Linked DNA regions of Homo sapiens: region 2 is linked to region 1. A link is a loop called in an ENCODE intact Hi-C map of the cell type or tissue named here. Cell type or tissue: heart left ventricle. All regions are shown on one strand.

What was found. Hi-C counts contacts between places; a loop is a spot of excess contacts. Peaks named below come from ENCODE experiments on the same cell type or tissue, not always from the same donor. Only the 100,000 strongest peaks of a DNase experiment are listed, where the experiment ranks them.
Region 2: it touches region 1 in a loop (10-fold over the local background); 12 of 110 quality-filtered maps call a loop at or near these places.

The regions. Positions count from the first base shown.
Region 1 is chr7:42,306,906-42,311,905 of GRCh38, reverse strand. No RefSeq gene overlaps it. Among named protein-coding and RNA genes, the nearest start is that of GLI3, 72 kb to the right of the region's middle. In heart left ventricle, no CTCF peak of the experiment used is centred here; no DNase peak of the experiment used is centred here.
Region 2 is chr7:41,969,810-41,974,809 of GRCh38, reverse strand. It overlaps GLI3 (GLI family zinc finger 3), which reads left to right. Exons shown (of 15, transcript NM_000168.6): 13 at 2,183-2,473. Among named protein-coding and RNA genes, the nearest start is that of GLI3, 260 kb to the left of the region's middle. In heart left ventricle, no CTCF peak of the experiment used is centred here; a DNase peak (open chromatin) is centred at 2,344.

The DNA.
Region 1 (5,000 bases):
TAGAACATTTTAAAAACATAAAGCAAAAAAGACATAAAAACATAACCATAAGAAACAAGAGTTGACAGAACTCAGAAGAAACTAAGAAAAGACAAAATTTTCTGAAAATGAAAAAACTGGAAGATGTCAAAGGGAGAATAGATCCAATGAAGCTATAATAAGAGGAATTGAGAAGAAGAATGAAAACAACTGAGTAAAAAATAACATAATCATGTCAGAAATACATAGAATCAAGCCAGACATGGTGGCTCACACCTGTCAGGTAAAACCCGGTCTCTACGAAAAAACAAAACATAGCCAGTTGTGTTGACACTCACCTGTAATCCCAGCTACTCAGGTGGCTGAGGTGAGAGGATCACCTGAAATTGGGGAGACTGAAGCTCCAGTAAGTTGTGATCATACCACTGCACTTCAGCCTGGGTAGCAGAGTGAGACCCTGTCTCAAGAAGAAAAAAAGAAAAGGCAAAAAAGAAGGAAAGAAAGAAAGAAATAGAATCAGACTGAAAGAATTGGATATAAAAGACAGGCAAAGAAGATCCAACAGATATAATGGGAATCCTAAAGAAAAAGAAAATGAAAGCAATGGAACTGAATAAATACTTAAAACCACAATAAATAAAATTTATGTAAAGAAAAGAATACCAATCTATACTTGAAGGAGCCATCCATGTTCCTAAAAATTTTACTTGCCAAGATATTCCATAATAAAATTATTAGACTTAAAAGAGAAAAGTGATTCTGTACCAATAGACAAAAGACCAAGTGACTTACAAAGGAAAGATCTGTAGGTTATTGAAAGATACTGCAACAGAAACATACAAAGAAAGACATCCGTCGTGCAATATTTTCAAGAAAGGAGTAAAGAAAATGTGAATGAAGAACTTTATATCTGACCAAGCTGTCCATGAAATACCAAGGCTATTTTATATGTGCACAATCTCAGGATATATTGTACTCACAAGCTATTCTTAAGGAAGCTACTAGAGGACAAGCTTTATATAATCAAGAGATAGCCAGATAAGCTTTAGCAAAGGAGTGATAATAATCGAATATGTTTAAGTCTAAGGCTAAAAGAAAGATGGAGACAAAGAAGAAAAAATAGTATAAAATATTATATGTTATGACAAAGTAGGAACAGCTAAAATAAATGGAAAGACACAGAAGATAAAAAGAATAAATTAGAAAAGATAAAACTATTTCATAGATAATTTGTGGGAGTCAAATAATATCATTTAAAATAGACAAAACTGAATAGTAGAAGTCTAAGTAAATAAAACTAAGTACTGAGGACATTATATAATATAATAGCAATAGTAATAAGATAACTAATATGACAAATATGACACCAGACACCAAAGTTGCCAATACCTTCATCTTGGACTTCCCAGGCTTCAGAACTGGAAGAAATGAATTTCTACTATGTATAAATTGCTGAGTTTATGCAATTTTGTTATATCAGCAGGAATGGACTAAGATACAGCCTGAACTGAATAAAACAATAAGTAATGTTATAAAAATCCTAAACAATAATCATTAAGGTAGTACATTGGGGGTATGTATTGAAAGTTTCATATTTATGAAGTTTTGTTAACTTTTTCTAAAGCATAAATGGACCAATCACAGAGACATACTATATCTTATTAGAGCACAAAGAAAATTTCAATACATTATAGGCAAGTTCTAAGGAAAAATTAATAGCAAAATTCTAAAGCCATTAAAAATGTTTTTAAAAACCTCTCTACTAAACAACTCATGTGAAAAGTGAAAAAGATTGAAATTGCAGAATGTCTAGCATATGATAATAACACTAAATATTGGATATATAGAATACAAATAAATAAGGAAAACTGATAGCCTTAAACAACAGCCTTACAAAAATAAAAATTAAAGAATAAAGGTGTAAATATTAAATCATAACCTCTGCTGAACTAAAGAAAAATGTAAACCAAAAAGAACAGAAATAAAATAAAAGCAGAACGAATATGGTAGAAAATAGAGAAATAATACAACTAATGAATAAATGAAAATGCTCTTTCATTGAGGAAAAAAATCATCAATATAGACAAACTACTGGGACACATATTTAAGGAAAAATAAGAAATGCGCTGGGCACGGTGGCTCACACTTGTAATCCCAACACTTTGGGAGGCTGAGGTGGGCAGATGACAAGGTTAGGCGTTTGAGACCAGCCTGACCAATATGGTGAAACCCCATCCCTACTAAAAATACAAAAATTAGCTGGTCGTGGTGTTGTGCACCTATAGTCCCAGCTACTCAGGAGGCTGAGGCAGAAGAATCTCTTGAACCCAGGAGGCAGAGGTTGCAGTGAGCCGAGATCGCACCACTGCACTCCAGCCTAGGCAACAGAGCAAGACTCCGTCTCAAAAAAAAAAAAAAAAAAAGAAATGACAAAGGACCAATAACCATTAAAATAAATGACATTTTCAAAATTATAGGCACTACTTTGCACTACTCTGTAAATAAATTTGAAAACCAAGATGAGCTGAAATGCATCTTGATCATGGTGAATGGTCCTTTTAATGTGCTGTTGAATTTAGTTTGCTAGTATTTTATTGAGGATTTTTGCATTTATGTTCATCAGGCATATTAGCTTGTAGTTTTCTTTTTTGTAATTTCCTTGTTGGTTTGAGTGTCAGGGAAATGCTGGCCTCATAGAGTGAATTTGGAAGTATTCCTTCCTTCTCAGTTTTTTGAAATAGTTTGAGTAGAATTGGTATTCTTTAAATATTTGGTAGAATTCAGCAGTGAATCTGTCAAGTCCTGAGCTTTCTTTGATGGGAAACTTTATATTATTGCTTTGATCTTGTTATTCATCACTGGTCTGTTCAGGTTTTCTATTTCTTCATGATTTAAACATAGCATGCTGTATGTGTCCAGGATTTTACCCATTTCTTCCAGGTTTTACAATTCGTTGGTGTATAGTTAGTTGTTCATGGTAATCTCTTGTGATCCTTTGTATTTCTGTGATATCAGCTGCAATGTGTCCTTTTTCTCTCTAATTTTATTTAGTTGAGTTTCTATTTTTTTGAAGGCTAGCTAAGGTTATGTCAATTTTGTTTATCTTTTCAGTAACCCAGCTCTTTGTTTCATTGATTTTTTCATATTTTAGAACCTATTTGTTTGTTTATGCTCTAACCTTTGTTATTTATTTCCTTCTTTTCTCTCATTTCTTGATTGTTCTTACTTTTCTGGTTCCTTGAGGTGTAATGTTAGGTTGTTTATTTAAGATCTTTCAACTTTCATGATGTAGGTGTTTGTTGCTGTAAACTTTCCTTGTAGCATTGCTTTGATGTATCCATAGGTTTTGGTATGTTGTGTTTGCATTCCCATCAAAATACCAATGGCATTCTTCACAGAAATAGGAAAAATAATCTTAAAATTCATATGCAAATACAAAAGACCCTAGACAGGCAAAGCTATCTTGAGCAAACAGAACGAAGCTCAAAGCATCACACTACCTGACTTCAAAAGATAGTACAAAGCTATAGTAACCAAAACAGCATGGTACTGGCATAAAAATAGACACATAGATCAATGAAAGAAAATAGAGAACCCTGAAATAAATCCGTTCATTTACAGCCAACCAATTTTCAACAAAGTCACCAAGAACATGCAATGAAGAAAGGGTAGTTTCTTCAATAAGTGTTATTGGGAGAAAACTGGATATCCATACGAAGAAGAATGAAAATAGACCTCTATCTCTCACCATTTACAAAAATCATCTCAAAATGAATTAAATACTTAAATGTAAGACCTGAAACTATGAAACTACTAGAAGGAAATGTTTTATGAAATTGGACTGGGCAAAGAGTTTTTTAATAAGACCTCAAAAGCATAGGTGAAACAAGTAAAAATAGACAAATGAGATTACATCACACTATGAAACTTATTCATAACAAAGGAAACAATCAGTAGACTGAAGAGGCAATATACAGAATGGGAGAAAGTATTTGCAAACTATGCGCCTGATTAATATCTAGAATACATTAGGAACTCAAACAACTCAATAGCAAAAATGACAGCAACAGTTCTTTAAAATTTTATTTAAAAATGGGTGAAAAGCCTGAACACACTGGGTGCAGTGGCTCATGCCTGTAATCCCAGCACTTTTGGAGGCCAAAGGAGACGAATCACTTGAGTCCGGGAGCTCAAGATCAACCTGGGCAATGTGGTGAAACCCTGTCTCTACAAAAAATATAAAAATTAGCTGGACATGGTGGTGTGCAGGTGCAAGGACTGCTTAAGCTCAGGAGGCAGAGGTTGCAGTCAGCCAAGATAGCACCACTGTACTGTAGTCTGTGTGACAGAGTGAGAACCTGTCTCTCAACAGTGGGCTTAAAATATTCAGTAAACCATACTGTAAACCGACGTGCTGTCATACAGACTCTGTTGTTTCAATTATAGAGCACAGGCAGAGTAGATTTGGCATAATTCTATTTTCTTGTATTAGCCTTGAGGGTCCTACCATTCTGATTTTTCAGAATGGTAAATGAGCATTGGCTTCAACTTAAAGTCACCAGCTGCACTAACCTTAACAAGAGAATTAGCCTGTCCTTTGAAGCTTTTGAGCCAGACATTAAAAGTCCTAGACAGCATCTTCTTCCAATATAAGACTATTTTGTCTGCCTTGAAAAACTGTTGTTTACTGTCACCATCTTCATGAATGATCTTAGCTAGCTCTTCTGGGAAACTTACTGTAACTTACCGAATCAGGACTTGCTGCTTCACCTTGCACTTTCATCTTACGGAGATGGTTTCTTTCCTTAAACCACATGAACCAGCCTCTGCTAGCTTCCAACTTTTCTTCTGCAGTTTCCTCACCTCTCTCAGCCTTTATAGAAATGAAGAGAATTAGAGCCTTGCTCTGAATTGGGCTTTGGGTTCAGGAAATGTTATGGCTGGCTTGATCTTTTATCCAGACCATGCAGACTTTCTCCCTATCAGCAATAAAGTTATTTTGCTTTCTTATCATTTGTGTG
Region 2 (5,000 bases), 340 kb after region 1:
CTCCTAATAAAAGCTCTGTATATTGAGTGCTTACTATGTTCCATGCATCCTGGTAAGCACTTCATGTACATGATCTAATTTAGCACTTACTGATAATCCCGTGAGCTGGGCATTAAGCCCAGATATAGAATCTTAATAACTGATGCCTCCCATGATTATCCTAGCTGAAAAATGATCCCTCCTCTGTCTATATCCTTACATAGCTTTCACACTTTATATTACAGATCATTGCATCTTCTTATTTTTCCTATCAGATTTTGTATTCCTTATGATTAAATTTTGTTGTATGCAACTTTGTGCTTGCAGAATCTTGCACTTCAGTAAGTCTGAGAACATTTTTCTTAGTCTCTAATTATATTTTATTTCAGTCACTGATCACAACAAAATTTGTGGGCAAAAGTTGTGTGAAGGGTTAATATATTTTGTTTATGTTATGTTGTTGTGAGGTATACATTTCCTGAACCTGTATTCTTGTGAATTTGTGAATTTTTGTGGGTAGATAATGTGTATGTTCACACACAAGGGCACACGGGCACAGGTGCACCTGTATGGGCTGTTGTTTCTGGAAGTGCAGGAGCCGACACATTTGTATCTCATTACATATTGGCTGCGTCCTTGGTTCTAAGCTAACCCATAATGTACATCCATATATTTACAGGAAGAGTAGCTCTCCAAACATGCAGGCTTTGTGCTCCCTCTCTCCTTCTGGTCTCCATACCTCTGCCCCATATATCCCAGTCTGCCTGTTGATGGAACAACCTGTCACAGGAATGCTGTGAGCAAGCATAGGGCCTGTGTCAGAACACTGTAAGGTAATGGCACTAATTATCAGAGCCAGTCTTTTGTCCCTAATGCATAGAATTTGATGTGCTCATCTTATTATATATATATATGCTGCAAATCACACAAGCTCCTGAATAGATGTAATTCATAGTTAATGGGAATCAATTCTGCCCAAAGGAGTCTCAGGTTTGGAGGTGAAACCTCTCAGTTTCAGGATCTTTGCTTCACTGCATTAGGACATTTCAGCATTTTAGGTAGCACTCAGTCTGTTCTTGGGCTTTTAGTGAAAAAGCATCTTTTAGACATACATTCTACAAGACACGGCATCCTTTTAAATATAATAGGTACATTATAGTAATCCTGCTTTTCATGACGCTTGCTTACGTAAAAGCTCATCCTCTGCTATACATAGATATAAATATATATTCATGAAAGCATTCTTGCGTATATTATATTTTAAGCCAAGTGAACAAACTCACAAATCCGATGTTGGTCATGAGCCAAAGGTCAGCAGTTCTGTGATTTCAGAAAATAATCCGCTTATATAAGCATCCGCATAATTTTTTATGACTGTATCCTTAGGCTTGATCACTGACCCACATAGAAAATGAAATTAGCATGAAATAATTTATAGACCTTAGTTATAAATTCACTGAGGAGAAGAAAACAGACCAGAAATCCTGGTCCCCAGAACATCCGTCAGCCCTCTGCAGTTTATGATGAGGATTCATGGACAGTCTGTAACAGGGCTTTCCAACTTCAAAGAGCAGAAAGGTTCTGGCTATTTTGAGCCCTGAACATCCCCACACTTGTAATGCTACCCAAAGGAGCACATTTTAGTGTCATCTAACATGGGAGATGCCATCGGCAATTTTTAAATTATGCCTGTGCATAAATAGCACATTTTCAAAAGGATCAGAGTGATATTAGATCTCACAACCAGGACATCCATAAAAAACTTTGTCACACAATCTCTTCTGAAAGGTGTGCAGTCTTCTCCTGATTAGATGATGGGTGTCTTTTAAGCCATCTTCATAGTCATCGTCATCATCATCATCATCATCATCAAATATCTATTGAGTGCCTATTATGGCACCGTGATACTTCTCACTCACAGTGTAAATGCTTCCAAGAACATCAAGGCAATTTACACATTCTTAGTTCTCCCTGAGCCTCTCTCTCAAGCCATAATCTATTAAAGCTAAATTCTATGGACACGGAACAGTGTTCTAATGGCCTTATTAAACTATTAGTTCCTAGAGGTATCTGAACACCTCAAAGCCTTGTGAAAGTGTTTTGAAAGGATTAAAAATGTAATGAGCAACCATAAAGGACTTTTGGGCTGGGGCATAGTCTCTTTCATAACAATCTCTTACCTCGTTCTTGTGGGATTTGGCAGAAACCATATGTGTGCAAAATCCCAGGCTGCACTAAGCGTTACACAGACCCAAGCTCCCTCCGGAAACATGTGAAGACAGTGCATGGCCCAGAGGCTCATGTCACCAAGAAGCAGCGAGGGGACATCCATCCTCGGCCGCCACCCCCGAGAGATTCCGGCAGCCATTCACAGTCCAGGTCGCCTGGCCGACCGACTCAGGGAGCCCTTGGTGAGCAGCAGGACCTCAGCAACACTACCTCAAAGCGGGAAGAATGCCTCCAGGTGAAAACCGTCAAGGCAGAGAAGCCAATGGTATGTCATTCACTCTCCTTCTGACTTCACAGCAGGCCCATTTAAAAGAGCCAGGTAGGGTGCATAGAGGGACAGGACTTCCCGGTCCTCACTGTGTCAGGCTGTCTCTGATCTGAGGAGGCGATGAGGGCAGTGACCCGTATTGCTTACGTGAAGTCGATCAGCTCAGAAAAAGAGTTTCCAGGTTTCCTAACTGATTTTTAAAATCCCTCCCAGAACCATACCACTGTGCCATGGAAGGAAGAAAGACACGACTGTCTGTCTCTCCAGCGTGTCTGTAATGTCGAAAATCATTCATTGACTCTTCCTGTAAACATGCTTTCTGTCTTCTTTGCCCTGGTGACCCCAAGGTAAATAGGCCATGGCCCATATTCTTTAGGAGTTTACAGTCCAGTGGGATAGATAGACTGAAAAACAAATACCGTGCAGTGTGATGGAGGCTTACACACAAGTCTGTGTAAAGAGGATTCAGGAGAGGGACGGACTGCCGGTCAGTCGGGGCAGAGGAAGCCATGGGACAGGAGTTCAGTGCTCCAGAGGGAAGAGCTGAGGAGGATGAGGAGGCAGAGGAGCACAGGGGTGGGAGGGGAACAGCATAGCAGGGGTGAGTTTTTTTGTTTGTTTTTTTGTTCTTGTTTTTTGAGGAAACCACTCCAGTACCAGTCTAGAAACTGGGTAAACTGGAGACCACTTCTGCAGTTGGGCCTGAACCAGTAAGGCAGAGCATGAGAGAGGGATCTGGAAGATTCAGTAGGCAATCTTTGTGTTTGGAGACTAATAGGACATGTGGGCTCTGCTACTCTTTCAGCTTCTTTCAAACCTCAGTTCGTGACTTCGCTTCATGAATGTGATTTTATAAAACACCTAAAAATTTCAAAGACAACAAGAAAAATTAAGAGTAGATAGTATAGTAGAGGAGATTCAGCCCATCTGGCCATGCGTAGAATGGATTTAATTGTGCAAATATATTGGGTTCTGGGCTGTCACTCTCTAACCTGTGAAGGAAGTGTACCAGAGAGAAGTTTCATGCTCAGACTGCCGGATGCACGGAAACAATCAGGCAAACAGATTTATACTTAAAGCCAGCATTTTCTTAAAATTAGAGCAGTCTATCGGATGGAGAGCCTATGAATTCATGAGTGATGTCACAGTACGTGTGGGTGGGAAATAATGCACAATCTTACCATTGAGACGGTGAGAAGCTATGTTTTAATGACTTACTGAGTTTGTCTTTGAATTCTTAAGAGTCTTAGAGAGTGACATTAAGTCTAGCCAAAAATAACACAAATCAGCTATGCAGATTTATCATGATTTATCAGTGGGTAGCTGTACTTTGCTTTAAAAAAGTATCTTAATAAGATGTTTATACATTATGGTTGATCACTGTATTTTAATCAGTTCATAAACTGTGTTTTATATACTTTTTTTGAAGGGGAGCACATGTCTATTCTTAAAATAAAGCCTACCTGTATAATAATTGTACAGAACATTCAACGGTTTATCCTCACGTGTTTAACAAAACAAAGAAAGTTAATTTGCAGTCTTAGATTATGTCATGAAACCGATGATTTATATTCTTGGGATATTCCAAGAACCCAAAATCTCTTCTACTTTTAGTGTACATTCCTAGCTCAAGAAAATTGTCATTTTCTCTTCAAACACCCATTGTTTAAAAAGAAAATTGGTAGAAATAAAAATTACAGCGATTTGGCTCAGCAACATTGAGATGTCCCAATGTGTGAAATATTTCATAAAGTAATTCAGTCATATTAGGTTGGTGCCAACGTAATTGTGGGTCTTGTCATTACTTTTAATGGCAAAACCCACAGTTACTTTGGCACCAACCTAGAACCATAGGACTAAAAGAAACCATGGAGATCAAGACTATGCCCATATTTTGAGGAAGCTGAGGCTTAGTGAGGTTAATAAATTAATCACATTTCCACAGCAGATATTATGTGTGTATATGCTCACACACATTTAAAAGTAGGTATCTTCACAGACATTTACTAATAAACATGAAATTTACATTTCTAGTTTTCTTTAAAAAACATGTCTTTGATTTGATCATCATGCTATAAATTAAATTCTTTCTTCTTTTTTCTTATTAATGCAACATCTCTTCTGTCTAATGCTCCTAAATGTCTTGTTCTCACTTCCTAAGGACAGTGGGTAATAAGGTGAGGGAATTTTGGCTTCTCTGTCCTTTTTGTTTTGTTTTCATTTTTTTAACATTTACTTTTTTCTGTTAATTTTTCTTTAGTTTTTGTGGTTTTGTGATACTTTTGGTAGTGAACATTACTCAGATATGTTTCAAATATAGAAGCAATGTGTTTTCAACATTCAGCATGTGAAAAATGTGGAGTTAGTTGGTGAAATTCATTGTTCTATCTGTCTAGGTTTCCATAACAAATCACACTGGGGCCTACCAAGCAGATGTTCTGAAAGACTCATTATTGTACTGACTAATGCAAATTCATCCTTAGACCAGATGTGCACCACCTTCTTTGAGGAAGATCTGGCTTTA